2 separate regions of the Homo sapiens genome follow, and region 1 is linked to region 2. Evidence: chromatin loops called from intact Hi-C (ENCODE). Cell type or tissue: dorsolateral prefrontal cortex. All regions are shown on one strand. Links, peaks and the distances in the headings refer to the core of each region. The heading gives the core; the rest is flanking DNA.

Evidence for each region. Peaks named below come from ENCODE experiments on the same cell type or tissue, not always from the same donor. Only the 100,000 strongest peaks of a DNase experiment are listed, where the experiment ranks them.
Region 1: a loop joins it to region 2, with 3 times the contacts of the local background. A loop is called at or near these places in 1 of 110 quality-filtered maps.

What each region holds. Positions count from the first base shown.
Region 1 is chr17:79,473,654-79,482,507 of GRCh38, reverse strand. RBFOX3 (RNA binding fox-1 homolog 3) reads left to right here. Exons shown (of 15, transcript NM_001350451.2): 2 at 1-54. Among named protein-coding and RNA genes, the nearest start is that of RBFOX3, 130 kb to the left of the region's middle. RefSeq lists an enhancer at 8,687-8,854. In dorsolateral prefrontal cortex, for the core only: no CTCF peak of the experiment used is centred there; a DNase peak (open chromatin) is centred at 4,399; H3K27ac peaks cover 2,634 bases.
Region 2 is chr17:79,416,544-79,425,397 of GRCh38, reverse strand. All of the region lies in intron 2 of RBFOX3 (RNA binding fox-1 homolog 3), which reads left to right. Among named protein-coding and RNA genes, the nearest start is that of RBFOX3, 190 kb to the left of the region's middle. In dorsolateral prefrontal cortex, for the core only: no CTCF peak of the experiment used is centred there; a DNase peak (open chromatin) is centred at 4,977; H3K27ac peaks cover 2,690 bases.

The sequences.
Region 1 (8,854 bases), core at 2,042-6,041, 58 kb before region 2:
AGCCCCACTGGGGCCTCCCCGCTCAGCAAAGCAGACCTCACCTCCCACTACCAGGTAAGGCGGCCCCACCTGTCCGCCATGCCCATCCCCAGAGTTTGCATTTGTGGAGGAAATACGTTTTAATGCGGTGATTTGATTTTCCAGCAAGGGTTGTGGGGTAGGGGCGTTCTGTGCTGCTCTCTATAGCTTTCAAGTCATGGTGTCTTTGTGGAGTAGGAGGGGGAACATCGACGGACGCCCAAGAAGGTATGGGGTAGAATTTTTAAGGAGTGACCGCTCTTTGTACCTCGAAGCCCATCAGCCTGGCTGCGGGGCAGTTAGTCCTGGAAGGAGGGTGGGCGGGGTGTGGGGTCCACTGTCTGGTGTCAACAAAGATGCCATAGAGTCCAAAGTCAGGGCCTGACCCTCCCCTGCACGGTTCGTGTTCTGCTGCCCAGATTGCTCCGCGGCTCAGGGAGGGCCCTGAAGCCTTCCTGTGGCTCTAGAGGGGACGGCATGATGCCTCTGTTCCCACCCCGAGAGGGTGACTGCCGTTCAGCTCTGACACTAACCGCCGGAGTCAGCGTCAGACTCCACAGGGTTTGGGCCAAGTGCTCTGTAAGATGGCTCTCACTTCGAATGCAAGCTGCCAGGGTCACCTGCACTTGTGACCAGTGGCAAATTCAGAGGTTCCCAGGACCCCTCAGTTTTGATAATTTGCTACAGTTCACAGAACGACAGCAACAAAAAAGCACTACACTAAAAATGACAGTTGTATGACAGTCGTATGATACACACAGGTTGAGTTCGGAGCATCCACACCCATTCCCCATGGTGTTAGGATGCACCACCCTGCTGGTTCACCCACAAGTTCACCAACCGCAAGCTCCCCGAGCCACGTGACTGAGCTGTCTCTAGCCCTCTCTGCTCCCCTGAGGTGGGGAGTGAAATTTCCAACCCTCTAATCACGTGCACGGCCAGCCTCACACTTGAAGCTTCCTACGGGTCCCTGTGAGTTGCCAGGTCAGCACACGGTCAGGTGTGGTCAGGAGTGGCTTTTTATGAATAACAGAAGACACTCCTATCCCTTGGAAACCCCAGCAGTTTTAGAGATCACCTCCCAGGAACCAGGGACAGACACCAGGTGAATTCTTTCTTAAACCCCCATGAGGTTCAGTGCAGCCCCATTCCCTGCTGATAGACAATGCAAAGCTGTGGGTCAGCGACCCCCAGGCAGGGAGGACTGGAGCCCTGAAGCCTGCAGGCAGGCTTTGCATGATGACCCACTGTAGGCTGAGCAGATGATGCCGACGAGAACCCTGGACAAAGAGACCAGAGGCCCGGACACAGGCTGGTCTCTCCAATACCCATCAAAAGATGCTCTTTCCAGAGTTTGCAGAATTGGAAGTCTCTATGCACAGTCTGGGTGCTTCTCCAGGCGTGCACTGCTTGCTTCTCTCTGGTGAAGGCCATGGGTGCTCTTCTCTGCTCCAGGGCTCCTTGGGGTCTTCTTGCCGTAGCTCATCCATCCAGACTGCCCTACATTGTTCATTCCACAACCTTGAGCCCCCGATGTGCTGAGCCCTGTTTGGGGTGCTGGAGACGCAGTGGAGACAAGGTCAAGTTCTGGCCCTCATGGTGTTTATATTTTAGCAGGGACATGGCGAATAAATGTATGTCAGGCGCCATAACGCTGTGAAGATAAATGCAGTGCATTAAGACCACGGGGAATGGTGGGGGCTGCAGTTGCCCAGGACAGAAGGGCAGGCCCCGGTGCTGATGTTGTGAGCCAAGACAGAAGGAAGGGAGGGAGGACCCCAGGATGTCTGAGGGGAGAGTGTTCCAGACAGAGGGAATGGCCAGTGCCAAGGCGCCGAGGCAGCAACGTGTGGGCATGCTGGAGAAGTAGCAGGAGGGGCTGGCATCACGGGGTCCGGGGGCTGTGCAGGTGGAGGAAGGAGATGACGAAGAGGGTCCAGGGCTGGATGCAGAGGCCTTTAGGTTGGGACTGAGGACTTTGGATTTTGTCTTAAGGGTGGTGGGAGCCACTGCAGGGCTCTGAGTGAGGGATTGAATGGCCTGAGACATACAAAGGTGTCTCTGCCTTCTGTGAGGGGGACAGAGTGGAAGCAAGGGACAGCTGACGAGCGAGCCCACTGTCGCACTCTATCCCTGGGAGCACTGGCTCTGCCATGGACCCGGGAGGAGAGGAGTGGTGGATCTGGGCCCATGTCTGAGATAAACCCTTAAACAACTCCCCTCCTCTGCTGAAACGGCTGTCACCCCATTCCGTAAACCATCAGGGGCCCCCTCGGGGAGCCCAGATAGGAAGGCCACACACCCCAGCCTGTATGGGACAGAGAAGCAGCAATGTGACTGTTTAGAGGGCAGGAATCCCACTGCTCTTTCTGGCTCTTTCTGTCCTGGGGCTCCCTGCAGTGTCGCTGTGAAGGCAGCACTGGTGTGCCATCCACTACGGCTCCTGGTCAGGTCGCTCTGTGCCAAGATCACTGTGCTTGCAGGCTGTCTGAGAAAATGAGTATAGGGCACGAGGTTTGGGGCTGGCCTCAGTGCAGGACGAGAGACCCCCTGAGATCATGCTCTGTCTCTGGAACCTCAGACGCCTAGTTCCAAGAAGATGCGTGCAGCTCTGTCCCTAGGGGAGGGCCCTGACGTACAGACATCCTGCAGGCCGTGACGGTAGCACCATCTCCCATGCTCCTCTGAAAATGCCACTTCCTGCTGCCTCCAAGAAGGAGGTTGCGGGGCCCAGCCTCACCTTTCTGTGGGTCTGAGAACCTGTGTCCCCCAAATAGGTAAATCCTCGGGGTCATCAACAGTGAAAGTACAAGACCAGCCCACCCCCGAGGGAGCGTCTGGGAAGTCCAGGGTTGGTGGGGTCACCCCACAAGCTCTTTTGGACCTGAGCTGCTTCCCTCGGTGTGTTCACTGTCCAGCCCCTTGTTGATTCCAAAGGTGTGCTCTGAATTGTGAAGTGAGGAATCTGCCTTTCAGAGTCTTCCTTTTCTAAAAGGGTGAGGTCAAGGGGAGAGAAGGAAGCCCCTCTGAGAGGAAGCCCCTCAGAGCAAGGAGCAATGCAGTCTGAGGCCTGCGTGTGGCTTTGAATCTCTGCCTGTCTTTTATTCACCTTCAGGATGGTGGATGGCGGGTGTCTGAAGGAAGAGGGCCATGTACACACATCTGAGGTCAGGTGTGCCTGTAGACACCCTCCTGCCCCGCGAGCTCCTGGGTTCTCCCTGCAGCCTGGACATGGGCTTCAGAGAAGGGGCCGCCAAAACCACCCCTTGGGCTACCAGAGCTCTGGCATGTGGATGCCGTCCATGGCCCAAAGGAATGTGACTAGAGGAAGGGGCTTCCTAAGAGGGACTTGGAGAACAGTGATGGAGAAACCCGGGCAGGGAAAAGCCTGCAGGAGCTTTTGCCCCAGTGAGGCGGGCTGGCCTTTCTGATTCAGGAATGGCCTTGGCAAGGAGCCCTTCGACCGAGACTCCCCATCACTGCAGGCGAGTCCTTGCTTCAAAGGAGAGTGTGGGGAGGAAGCAGTTTCCTCCTAGGACATTGCCTCAGCCCTGGTTCATTGCCTCTGCCTCGGAAAGGGTCCTGTCAATTAGATCCCGTTTTAAAGCTCATCCCTTTAACTATGGATTCAATTTGGGTTTTACTGTATAGTAAATTCTAAGTCCTTATTAAAAACATGGATGCTGCAAAACGAGATTTGTCTGTTACATGCAGTGGCTGAGGCCTGGAGCAGATGGGTCTTTCAGGTCCACAGGGAAGAGATGGGCCTGAGCAAAAACTCCAGAGGAGGGTCATCTGCTCCTCCAACCCTGACCCTTCCCTTCCTTTCCCCTCCCCTTCACCACTCTCATGGGATAACCTGAATTTTCCTAAACCACATTGCTGTTCGTTGTTGGGGTCACACAGAGGAGCCAAGGAATGTGGCCGGTTGTCTCTTCTCTAGATGTTTTTGGGGATGGGGGAGCATCTTTGTTCTGGAGCTGAGAGATAAACAAAGTCTTCTGCCCTGATGCAGACAGCATGAGATGGGAGCGGGTGCTGCCGCGCATGCCATGGGGCTGAGTGTGAGCCTGCCGTGATGAGATGGGAGCGGGAGCTGCCGCACACGCCATGGGGCTGAGTGTGAGCCTGCCGTGGTAGTGCAGCTTACACTATCCAAACTCATCCATCCACCCCGGCCCCCACCCTCAGGGACGCACCCATGAGCGGCAACACATGACTTCCCATAAATCATCTCCAAATGAGCGTGCTTCCTGCACTCATCCATCACGCCCGTCTCTTGTCTGCTTGTTTTTAAAAGCTGTTAAACTGGAATCCATCACACGGGGAGCATGGCACCCTTGAGGGCTGAGCCGAGACACAGGCTGCCCGCATGAGCCGTGGGAACGTGCGTGGGGCTTCCTGGAGCACATGAGCGTTGCTTGGCAGCGGGGAGAGGGGGATCATGGCTTCATTTAGTTATACCAGAAGCGGATGGGACGTTGCTCCCAGGCTTGCAGTGAATGCATTCCTTTTGCAGGAGCTCGTCCTAGGTGCTCCTGGGTGGAACAGGCGGTGCCCAGCTGAAGGACGTTGCTGGGGTCTCTCCTTCCTACAGGGGCATCTTATTTCCTTCTTGGATCCAATATTTTAATGAGAAGACTTTAGTTTGAGCCAGTCTTTGGAGACTTGGGTCCTAAAAACTTCTGTGATTCCTTTTCTATTAAGAAATGTATTTGGAAAATATTTAGGAAGGATGCCAGGCTCAGCCACTTCAGTCCCTCATTCTGATCCTGCCTAATTCTGCCACCCTGCCCCTTTGCTTGTTCACCACCAGAGCAAGCTCTGAGGATGTCCCTGTGAGAAAGAGGACATGAGACAAGGACCTGGGGCCCCACTCCATTGCTTCTGTTTCACCCTTTTTTCCTACTCCTCCTCCTCTTTTTTTTTTTCCGGTGACGGAGTTTCGCTCTGTCGCCCAGGCTGGAGTGCGATGGGGCGATCTCAGCTCACTGCAAACTCCGCCTCCCGGGTTCACGCCATTCTCCTGCCTCAGCCTCCCAAGTAGCTGGGACTACAGGCGCCCGCCACCACGTCTGGCTAATGTTTTGTATTTTTAGTAGAGACGGGGTTTCACCGTGTTAGCCAGGATGATCTCGATCTCCTGACCTCGTGATCCACCTGCCTTGGCCTCCCAAAGTGCTGGGATTACAGGTGTGAGCCACCGCGCCCTCTTTTTTTTTTTTTTTTTTTAATTTATCTTTATTTATTTTTTTTTGAAACGGAGCCTTGCTCTTTCACCCAGGCTGGAGTGCAGTGGCGCGATCTCAGCTCACTGCAACCTCTACCTCCTGGGTTTAAGAGATTCTCCTGCCTCAGCTTCCCGAGTAACTGGGATTACAGGCGCCCACCACCACGCCTGGCTAATTTTTGTATTTTTAGTAGAGACGGGGTTTCACCCTGTTGGCCAGGCTGGTCTCGAACTCCTGACCTCAAGTGATCCACCCACCTAGGCCTCCCAAAGTGCTGGGGTTACAGGGTGAGCACCTTCCTCCTCCTCCTTTTCTTCTTCTTCCTCTTCCGTCTCCTTTTCCTCTTTCTCCTCTTTCTTCTTTTTTCTCTCCCCCTACTTCTTTCCTTTCTCATTCCCCCTCCTCTTCCTCCTTCTCTGTCTCTGTCTGTCTCTCTCTGTCCCCGCCACCCCACTGAGGAATTGTGTGCACTTCAGGCTTTTCTGCACTTTCTTTTCCAGACCCCCTAATTCTGCCACCCTGCCTCTGCCTATCCTCTCTATCATCTGGTTCCTTCTCTGCAGTTCTGGTGACTTGGCAGTCACCACTTACCCCTCACAGGGGTCGGAGAGGAGATGAGAAGACATCAGAGATGCCTTATCCCCTCTTTCCTTTCCCCTTCAAGGGGAAACATGTGGCTGGAATCCTTCACACGCCCTGAACTGACTGGCGTGGGGTTTGCCTCCAAGAACTCTTTGTCTCTAGACAGATGTCACAGACCTCAGTGGCATTTGTGATATTTTGTCCCATCTGCTTTTGGCTTTGCCTCTATCCTTTTCTTTGCCCTATACTTGTTGGCTGAAGGATAAAACTGCTTTTTGGCACTGGTGTGACATTTTTTAAAAAAATAGAAAAACGGGCCAATATTTTTCCTTGGTGACTTTAGAGCTCTGTGAGTGAGCAGCGGAGGAGACTGGGCGGGTCGCAGAGGGCGCTGTGGGCGAGTTCCCCAGGACACCGCTCCCAATTAGAGCCCATTAGTCACTCCGTGTGTTAAAGCATTAAGAACAATTAAGGGTGAGAAGAGCTTCCAGATGTAGTTCCAGCGCTGGAGCGGGAAGGGAGGGCCCTGCCGCTGCTCCCCAGATGGAAATAATCCAAGGAGAGGAGCCAGCAGGGCCTGGTCCTCAGGGTGTCAGTGGCCCCCAGAGCACAGGGTGTCAGGTGCAGCCCCCAGGACAGTCAGCCTGGCCAGTGGGGCTGGAAATTCAGATCATCTGGGTCGGTGTCCCGTGACTGCCATCACAGAATGCCACAGACTGGGTGGCTTCTCACGATAGCTCTTCGTTCTCACCAATTCCTGGAGGCCAGGATCCAAAATCAGGAGGGCAGCGGGGTTGCTTCTCAGGGAGAAACTGTCCCACACACGGAGGCCTTTCTCCTGGCTCTGGGGGCCACTGGCCATCCTCTGTGGGCCTTGGCTTATAGATGCACTGTCAGTCCAGTCTCTGCCTCCATCATCATGAGGCAACCCCACCCCCATGCCTGTGTATCCTGTCGCGCACGACCTTCCTGTGTGTGTGTGCATTTGTGTGTGTACATGTGTGCACGCATGCATGTGTGTGCACCTGTGTGTTCTCATTCCCCTCCTCTTCTAAGGACACCAGTCATTGGATCGGGGCCCACCTCTTACCTTCATCACATCTGCAAAGACCTTATTTCCAACTAAGGCCACATTCCCAGGTCCTGGGGGTTAGGGCTGGAACATGTTTTGGGGGGACATGATTCCACCCACTGTATCCTCCAAGGCTGCCAGGGAGGAAGATGAACCCAGGCACTATGACTCTACAGCCCACGACTCATCCTGAGGTGTCCCCTGACCCTCGGCCCTGATCTCACCCAGACACTGAGATGCTCTGGAAAAGAACCATCCCTTGGCTGATTTTAAGACAATGATAAGAAGGTATGCAGGCTGAGCGGTAAAACCAAGGCCAGAATGACTGGAGCTGTAAGAGTGGACATTGGAAGAACCCCAGGACCCCAGGTCAGAAGGCCGTCCACAGACCTAGTGGAGAGGGAGGCACCTGGAACGATGAGCTGAGATCATTCTCTGTCCCCCACCCACTTCCCACCTCCCACTGCTGAGATCGGACTTGAGAACAAACTAAGAATTAAAAGCCAGACCCCAAATCTAAACCTAAAAATAAACAGTTCGTGCTGCAAGTTTTGGGCGCACACTTTTGTCACAGGAGAGAGAAACTGGAGTCTTGCTCTGCCTGTGGGAGAGGGAGGCGTTGTAGAGCTGGGCCAGGAGAGGGGAGCCTGTGAGGTCTCTCCAGGGGGCTCTTGAGGTGTGGAAGGAATGAATTGGAAGGAAAGGTAGGAGTCAGGCCCAAGAAACAGAGGGAAAAAGAGACCTCTGGGGAGAGAGGGATGTGGACACATTTTTGGGTGGGCACGGGTGCTGAAGTTAGTGATGCGTGGGGCTCTGGTGGTGAGGCAGGCCAGTGGGCGGGCAGCAGGGACTGAGTCAGGTGGTGATGGTGGAGGTAAGAGTCCAGGGCTGGGGGAGACCCATGAGGACTTTAGGAAAAGGAACTAATGGCACCAGGGAATGAGGGGGAATGGAAGCAGAAAATAGATCCTGGGTACACGCTGCACTGAAGTTCACGGATACAAAAGTCAAATGTGAGTGAGGTGACCTTCTGCACAGACTTTGCTCCCTGTGTTCCCTCTGCATGCACAGCCCATCCTCCTCTGAGATGCTGAGTCCCCCAGCGATAAGGGCTGTGTCTTCAGTGAGAGCCAATAAATGATTGTCACCATCCGTTGAGGGAAAGGAGGGTTAGTCCTCGTGTTCCAGGATGGTATATCGACACCTGTGCAAGCATGATCCAAACAGACCCTGTCACACAGAAGTAACTGCAGAACTTGTGACTGCATCGTCACAGAGATATTCTGGATGGAGAAACATGAGAAGGTTCCACATGAATCTGTATAAATCCATATGTTTTAGATTCAAAATGATCAAGGGCCACCAGGGACGTGAGTCAACGGCATCCAAGAGCCTAAGTGGTTCTTGCTGGCCTCATTCTTAGATGGGACCTGGGGCTGAGGCCCCTCGATGTGATTCCGGAATTTCTTCATTTTTTTTTTTTTCTGCATTGACACGTGCATTCCTCAGAGGGGGTTGCCGGTGAATTCCATGGCAAAGGTGAATGGACGAGTGAGGATTTGTATAGATTTGGAGAAAATTATTCTTTTACCCGATTTGCAAGGATATACAAAGTGTTTGCAGGATTGGTGCTTTCAAAGACATCTGTGTTCTGTGGGGGAAAGAACAGAAAAGGAGCGTCAGCAAATGCCTGAGGAAGGAAAATTAATTTAGAAGTAGAGGTCAAGGCAAGCCTAACTTTAGTTCTGCGTGTGTGTGTGTGTGAGTGTGTGTGTGTGCTTTTAGGAGGAGGAGAAAAATGGAGGCGGAACAGAATAATTTTTCTTTTTTCCTTTGGGGTGGGAGGGGAGATGGAGCTTGGACAGATGGTGTTTCTGAGTGACCTTGCATTGCTGAGCATTGCTGAGTAATGGCTGGAATTACAGGGAGCTTGCAGGGTGTGGCCACCTGC
Region 2 (8,854 bases), core at 3,073-7,072:
CTGCTTGGCTACACACTGTGGGTTCCCAGTGAGCACTGGGGCCACACAAGCCCCCCCAGGCCCTCCCCACTGCAGAGGGTTACTGCGGAGGGGACTTGCTCAGGGCACTCAGAGGGAGCTGAGGCCTCAGGGATGAGAACCAGCCAGGAAGGAGTTAGGTCTGGACGAGGGTGCTCCAGGAAGGGGGGTTTGCAGGGTGCGGTGGCCTGGGCAGAAGGATCTGGGTATGTTCTAGAAGCTGACAGAAACCCATGCTCCTGGAGGGTTTAGTGTAGCAAGAGGAGGTGAGAGAGGAGGGTGGGGCATAACAGGCCTTGGGTAAGGAGCACAGATTTTATTTTCTAAAACCAGGAGGCTTGTGGAGGGGTTAGCAGGGCGTGAGTGTCACCTGATACATGTTAAACAGCAAGCCATCGGGCGACAGGGTGGGGCTGGCCCAGGGTGTCAGAGCACAGCAGAGGCCACAGGGAAATGTGTCTCCCTCTGGGAACTTGCAGACAGTTGACCATGGTGGGGAGGGGCTTTGGTGACTAAATGGGTAGGGGCTGCCTTCCAGGAGCAGAGATGGGGCGAGTCAGGGGACACCAGCATCCGTCCAGGCAGGCCAGGTTTGAGGATCCCAAGGGATGACCCCAGGAAGGACATGAGGTGGCAGCTGGAGCTCCGGCCCGGCCCGAGGGGGAAGACTATGGCTGTTGTCAGCAGGTCCTCCTGAGCCACAGACCTGCCTGAGGCCAGAGGGGAGAGGAGAGCCAGGGCTGGACCGAGCCCTTGGAAGCCTGGTGGGGGAGGGGGTGGTCCTAGTCAAGGAGACTCAGTGGGCACCACCCTGGAGACAGGAAGAAGCCCCAGGCCAGTGGTGACTCCAGCTGGAGAGAATTTCACAGGAAGAGCATGGCTGGCAGGTGGCAGGGCCCATGGCTGCTGAGAGTCGAGAGCTCAGTTGCGGGGGGAGCGGAGGGACCTTAGGGCAGGCTCCGCCAGCCTGGCTGGCTGTTCTTTCCTGCCAAGCCCCAGCTTCACTTCTGGGGGCAGGGGCTTCCTGGCTGTGGACTTCCTTGTCCATCCCCTGGTCAGTGCCGAGGGAGAGACGCTCACCCCTGTGCTCCTGGGACGGGCGGGAGGCCCGGACAGGCTATGATTCCCACGCCACCTGTGCTGGGAGAGCCCCTACTGTGTGTTCATTCCTCACATGATGTACTTGCCTGGAGGATTCCGCTCTGCACTTGGGGAGAGGGGTGAATAAGACCCGCCCCTGGCTGCAGGGAGCTTCTGCTGTGAGCAGGAGACAGGGAGGGCTGAAGGCTGTGCAGCACCCTGGTATGGGGTGAGTGAGGGTGCCTAGAGGGCGCCCACAGAAGGGGCTCCTGACTCGGACTGAGGGGCAGGGAGGTCTCCTTGGATGAAGGGGTGCCTGGGCTAGGGCTGCAGGCTGGCTGGCCCTTGCCAAGAGAGGACAAGAGGGAGCCATTCCGTGTAGAGGGCATAGTGGCTGCAAAGGCCTCAGGGAGCTGAGGGCATGTGGCGTGCTCTGGGTAGCACATGACTGAGTGTGCGCCTGGACTGGGCATCCGGGATGGGGTCACCAAGAGCCTCGTGGACGATGGAGAAGTTGCAAGGGGATTTGCTGATGGGCAGCCCTGCCCAGCAGCGACTCCACTGGGCTTGTTCCTTGTCCGTTCCTTGAACAAGTATGTATTGAGCTGACCTTGTCTGTGGGCACGGGGTGGTCGGGGGGGCAGGCATTCCTGGGAAAAAGCAAATGGGACGAAGGGGTGGGGGCTGCGTTTGCACAGGGGGCAGTGTCCAGCGTGGAGAGGTGGCGGCGTTTGAGAACGATGTGTGGGAGATAGCGGAGAACCCCAGGTGCTGGGTACCGGCAGCGCTGGCAGGATGTGACTTCTATTTTAAAGGAATCTCTTTGGCTGCTGTGCTGAGAATAGCCGGGGGCTGGGCACGGAGGTAGAGAGATAGCAAACGTCCGGCAGAGGTGGTGGCGCCGGACCACACTGGAGGTAGGGTTGGGGTCTGTGCGGCAGGATCTGCACAAGCATTGAAAGCAGAATCATCCTGGCTCCTGGCATCCTGGTCGATGGGGGCGTGGCGAGGACGGTCAAGGAATCCAGGACAATGCCACGAACTTGTACCTGGGAACCTGGAAAGATGGGGCTTCCACGGGGAGACCGCAGGACGTGAGGAGTTTGGTTTTGGACATGTGACGCCAAGACACGTTTGAAAACTCTGGTGGGGGTGACTAGTTGGCCACTGGACCCAAGAGTCTGGAGTCTGGAAGGAGACTGGGGCTGGAGGCAGAAAGAGGGGAGTTCGTGGCACACGGGGCACCCGAAGTCCCGTCGCAGGGGCCGGCCTGTCCCGTGCCTGTGAGGACTCTTTCTGGTGTAGATGCCGCCTTCTCCCTGCGACCTCACGTGGCCTTTTCTGTGCACCCCTGGAGAGAGACAGACAGAAACACAGAGAGGGAGACAGGGAGAGGAAGAGAGAGTGCATATCGCCCTGCTGTCTCTTCCTGTAAGGGCATCAATCCCATCCGATGAGGGTCCCTGTGACTTCACTGAACCTTAATAACCTACTTATAGGCTCCACCTCCAAATGCAGCTACACAGGGGGGTCAGGGCTGCAACATATGAAGTTGGGGAGGGGGCACAATTTAGACCCTAACAGGTGGTGATGGAGAAGAGCCAGGGTGCACCCCGGGTTCCCGCCACTGCGCCCAGGCAGAGAGGAGCACTGCCGGGGTGACGACCCAGCATCTGCCCAGCCTGGCCCCGCCCAGCCTGAGGCTGCTGGACCCTGGGCCTTGCCCAGACCGAGTGTCTGCCTGGCGGCTTCCGCAAATGAAGGGGTGTGTAGGGAGCGGGAGGACAGAGGAGGCAGCCTGGGCCGGGAAGCCCTGGGTGAAACACAGAGGGCAGCAGCCGGCTCGGGCAGGTGACCCCCTGGGCTTCCTGGAGGCACCGGCCTGGGAGTGGAGGGCCGGGCACAGGGAGGCAGTGGGGGTGCTGTGGCAGCACAGGACGGAGGGAGGGGTTGAATGTGTGGGGAGGGGGGTTGGGCATCTTGGTCACAGTTGCCAGCGAGGCCATAGGATGATTTACCAGGAAGACGAGGCTGTGCTGCCGCTGTCGGGGGCCAGCCCTCCCCGCGTGCCCGTCCCAACTGCTGTCTGCACATGGCTCCCCCTGTTTCCCTGTCTCCCTTCTGCCTCTCCAGAGCAGCTATCATCAGAGGGCCTTCTCAGGACCTCTCCTCTCCTCCCCGGCCCACACCCTTCTCCCCAGGCTCCAAGTCCCGCCTCTCTCAGCCCCTTCAATGCTCTTCTCCCCTCTCTGCCCCTCCCTGGGTGCCTCTGTACCCCATGAGGCTGGAAGCCAGCAGCCGGCAAGTCCCCCTCCTCATCTCGTCCGGGCAGCACCTAGAATTCTGTTGGGAGCTGCTGAGCCTGTGGAACATGGGGCCAGTTGCTGAGGACCGGGCAGCTTGGGGTGGGGCGTGGGTTCCTGGAACCCATGAGCCTCGTGGGCCACCCTCACGGGGCCTTCCGGCACCTGATCACTTCCTTCCCCTTCTCTCTCTCTGCCCTTGTCCCAAGGCCTCAAGGAGACCTCCCCACCACAGGAGGAGAGAGCATGGCTGCTGCCCCGGCCTCAGGCTTGCCAGGGGCCTGCGTCATCTTGCTTGGTCCTATGGTCATCTTGTTTGGTCCTATGGTGACCGCGTTCGGTGTGCCCCTGGGGTCCCGCATGCCCTGGTCAGGGGTCCATGTTCCTTGTGTCCTCAACTTCTGGGGCCCCCTCCTGTCACCCAATGCCAGCATGGGTCATTTGAGCCTCGCCTCCTGTCCAGGTGAGGCCCTGGGCCCTGTCCCTCCCCACATGCTTTCTTCAGGGGGAGGGGCTGAGAGCTGCTGTCCTGCCAGTGGCTGTGGTCCGTGGGCTCTGGAGAGGCCCCTAGGCTTGGCAGGCAGCCAGGCCCAGCCTCCTTCCACATTGAGGGGGCCATCCACTTCAAGCAGCCCCACTTCTGACACCAGCCTCAAGCGTAGAGGCTTCCAGAACCACTCTCAGGCCCGGTTGTTTGCTAGAGGACCTCGGAGCCCAGCAGTCATGGTTCTCACGCTCAGGGTTCATTACAGCTAAAAGACACAGGGTGGAACCAGCTGAGAGAAGCGGCCGCGGAGGTTAGGGCATGGAGGCCTGTAGGTTAGGGCACGGAGCATCCTGCCCTCTGCTGTGAAGCCAGGACGGTGTCATCTTCCTGGCACTGATGTTTGACAGCACCTGGGGAGGCTCACCCAGCAGGGAAGGCCCTCGACCCACCTGGGGAGGCTCACCCAGTAGGGAAGCCCCTCAACCCACCAGGGGAGGCTCACTCAGCAGGGAAGCCCCTGGGCCTCCATGCCCGAGTCTTCACCAGCTTCATCATGGCGGCTTGGGAGGTGTACATGGCTGACCTGAGTCTCCAGGCTTTCTAGAGGTCAGCTGATCCCGTGAGACCCCAGACCAGCCCCCACATCACATTGTTACTTCCTGGCTAGACGAAGACCCTGAGTAAATAAAGACACTCATCAGTAAGCCGTTCCAGGGGCTTAGACATCCTGTCCTAGAAGCTGAGGGCAGAGGCCTGACCCTCCTGTGGCAGGGGTGAGATTCCTCACAGCAAGGCCTCTTTCCTCCACCCTCCCCTCGGGTGGCCGAGCTCTTCAGCTGCAGAGCAGTGGCTGGGAGGCAAGCGGTTCCCGTGCACTTCCCTCCCCTAGGCCTGCCCTGCCTGCTAACAGTGGTGCCATGGAGACCCCTGTGAGAATGTGGACCCCTTCTCCTGGGTTGGGATGGGGGCAGACCTAGGTGCTGGACAGAGCCTGGACATGGCTGTGGAGGGAGAAGGTCCCAGGGGACTCTAGCAGGCTGGCTGGCAGAGGACTCCGCCCAGCAGCCCTGGGGCCGCTGACTCACACTTTCCTCCCATGCTCCCTTCGTGGGTGGGGGCGTTCTAATTGGGAGTCCCTGACTTGGTGCTGCACATATGTTCTGAGAAACTTGTAGATAAACAAGTATTTTTAAAAATGGCAGTAGATTTGAAATGCACTCAGAAACTTTCCATTTCCACGTTAAAGGGACCTTTTGTAAAGTGACTCACCAGCCAATTTGTGTTTTTTAAACATCAGATTTGCCTAAAAGGAGGCACACCTGTTAACCATCTTTTGTGTGTGTGTGTGTGTGTGTGTGTGTGTGTGTGTGTGTGTGTGTGTATGAGACGGAGTCTTGCTCTGTTGCCCAGGCTAGAGTGCAGTGGCATGATCTCAGCTCACTGCAACATCCGCCTCCCAGGTTCAAGCGATTCTCCTGCCTCAGCCTCCTGAGTAGCTGGGATTACAGGAACACGCCGCCATGCCTGGCTAATTTTTTGTATTTTAGTAGAGACGAGGTTTCACCGTGTTGCCCAAGCTGGTCTCAAACTTCTGAGCTGAGGCAGTCTGCCTGCCTCGGCCTCCCAAAGTGCTGGGATTACAGGCATGAGCCACCGCGCCCGGCCCCTGTTAACCATCTTACAGCATTCATAAGTCTGCTCTTGGAGAGGATGCCAAGACACCAGGGCGCCCAGAACTCACACAAGCAGCCCTGCCTTTGATTTCATTGGTGCTTTGTGTGTTTCAAAATGCTTTCCTATTTTTCATTGCGTATGATCTCACAACCACATTGTGAGGGGGACTGCAGGTGGGAGGTGGGTATCACTTCTCCCGTTTAGAGGTGAACGTGCTGAGGTCTGGAGATGAAGGGGCTTCTCCAAGATTGCCCTGTGTAAAAGTGGCAGAGCTGCAGGCGTTTGTGAACCTCGGAGCGCCTGAGCGCCTCTGAATTTTGTGCACACGTGTGTGTACATGCACACAGGCAACCATTGTGAGCACTGGGTGGTCCTCGTTGCCTGCTATGCACTTCCGAAGCTCCTGTTTGACCTCCTGCATCTGCAAGAACCCTGCCAAGACGTAGGTCTTGGCAGTGGTGAGGCGTTGGCTCATCTTTGGTTTTCTGGAAACACCTCTGATGATGGACATTTTCAGGAGAAAGGTTGGCACAGGAGAGCACAGAGCAGTGGGTGGCACCCCAACATGGGGAGAGGCCTCTCACGGGGAAAAGGCATCTTAGCAACTCGAGAGACAGATGAGCCATTCCCAGCCACGTATGCCTGAAACATCCATACACACATGTGTGCACAGGCATGGCCGGGCAGCCCACAGAGGTGAGGAGGGGGCGTGGGGAAAAATGAAATCATGGATAATTGCTTAGCTGCCATGGGAATGTTGCCTGCTAATTTACAGCATTAGGAGGACTCAGGATGCCACGCTTCCTCCTGAGCTTGGACGATACGGTCCCTTGACACCAGCAGACGTAATTATCCACATTTAACTGAGGGCTTGTAAAATCTATTTGTCTAGCAGAATGTGAATATAATTGCTATAGATTAAATAAGGATACATTTGTAGCTGGGTGGTGACCCAGTCTGAGCTAGCACAGACAAGGGTGCCATCTCCTCAAACCTACTGCCTGGTACCAGGCTGCATGGGAAGGGGCTGGGTCTTCCGTGCCATGTCCTCCCTCACTTTTTGGGAAGGAATTCCTCTCCCAAACCTCCTTCTCAAGCAGCAAGTCTAAGGAGAGTGGATTTGCCACCCAGACTTGGGGGATGCCAGGGCACTTGGCACAGCCACATCCATCCCTCTCTGTCTTGGTCTTAGTCTGCCACTTCCTGATTTTCTCCCAGACCTCCTTGCCAAGAAGCATCCCTGAGCTGGGATGCTGCCCTGAGACTTGGCCCCACGACTGACCACCTTCACATGTCTGGGCATCTATGTCTGTGCCTTTCTTCTTGCTCTTGGCCAGAGGCCGCAGGCTCTTGGCTGACACACACGGCTTTCTCGCGTGGCACGGTGTGAATCCTTCTTTATGAAATTGTTCAAGGAGATTATCTAGTGGAGGGAAAATTGGGGGCAGGTACCTTTCTTTTGCTGTAGGAAGAACGTGGCCAACTTTTAGTGTGGGAAACGTGTGTGCACGCGTGTGCATGGGTGGGTGTGCAAGGAGGGAGGACTAGGCAGCTGGATGGAACACATACATCCCTGCGATTGGAAAAAACTTTTTGTCGTTGTGGTAAAATATGCATAACATAAAATGTACCATCTTAACCATTTTTAAGTGCACTGTTCAGTGGCATTAAGTACATTCATCTTGTTGTGCGGCCATCACCATCCATCTCCAGAATGTTCTCATCTTTCTAACCTGAAGCTCTGTCCCCAGGAAACACGAAGCCCCCTTCCTATCTCCCCAGCCCCTGGCATCTCCATTCTCCTTTCTGTCTCTGAATCTGATGACTCTAAGGACCTCACATGAGTGGACTCACACAGGATTTGTCCTGTTGTGACCAGCTTACTTCACTCAGCGTCATGTCCCCAGGGTTCTCCCATGTTGTGTGTGTCAGAATTTCCTCCCATTGTAAGGCTGGTCATATTCCCTCTATGCATGGAGCATGTTCTGTTTCTCCATTCGTCCATCCGTGGACACTGGGCTGCCGCCCCGTGTGGCTATTGAGAGTGATGCTGCCGTGAACACGAAGTGCACTTCTCAGTTGGAGTTGCGGCTCTCAGTTCTCTTGGGGCTGTACCCAGGAGCAGGGTTGCTGACCATATGGCAATTCCATCTGATTGTTTAAGGAACCGCCAAACCTTCCTTTTCCGCAGCAGCGGCGCCATCTTCCATTCCCACCAGCAATGCATGAGGGTTGCAACTTCCCCACACCCTCGCCAATGCCTTGTTATTTTCTGTGCTTTTGATAGCAGCCATCCTTATGGGTGTCGGGCAGCCCATTGGCTTGTAGTCAGGACTCTTCCCTGCCTGGTTGGGCATGTTCCTCTGAGAAAGAAAGGCCGTGGGGAACAGCTACTTTTCAACATCCAGGGACAAGCCAGGCCGCTGGTGCTCTCTGGAAGGGATTGTGACAGGGCCAGGGGTGTCCTCTCTGATGTCCTCAAGAACTGCAGAGCCAGGCCCCTTCTTTCCTGAGAGCTTCAGCTGAGGCACCCCTGAGCAGGAGTGAGTATTCTGCCTCTGACCAGGGGTTTTGGGAGAGGCTGAGGGGCTGAGAGACTCTTACGGGGAGCAAGGAGAAGCTTCTCTGCCTCTGTTATCTTCTCTCCTCTCCCCCAGGCTGTGCAGATGACATAGGCACAGTCACAGCCACTTCTCCCCTTTCCTGCCATCCTGGCAGAACACCTGGCTGCCCCTTCCACCCTGCCAGGAGAGATGTGCCCCTTATGCAGAGCTGGGGAGAGCGGCAGGGACAGGGTGGGGCCGCCTTTCCACTCCCTGCCATGCGAACCCTGCTGCAAACCATGCCAAGGGGCCTGGGGCTTACCAGGCAACTGTGGTATTCCTCGGATGCGGGTAAGGAACATGGGTCCTGCCCAACCTGCCAGCCAGGTGCAGCCAGCAGGAGGGAGAGCCGCATCCCCAAAACAGCACATCCCCTGGGCCCACAGTTTGCCCTGCAGACTTTCATGGCAAGGGGGCTGCTCTATTTGTGTTGCTTTAGATTCTAAAGGTCACAAAACAGCCAGCTGCGCTTGTCAGTACCAAGGGGTCAGCAATCGAGGCAGATAGATCCAAGGGGCTGCTGAAGCCTGAGTGGCAGCCCCATCCCAACCTGGAGGGGTGGGTGCGGGGGAGGGCCGGCCTCCACTTCTCCTGCAGCTTCTCTCCCCACAGGAGGCTACTGGGATTGGCCCCAGGGTTCACCTGCTGGCCCCCGTGGGAGAGCAAGTGTCTTCGCTCTCTCTGGTCAC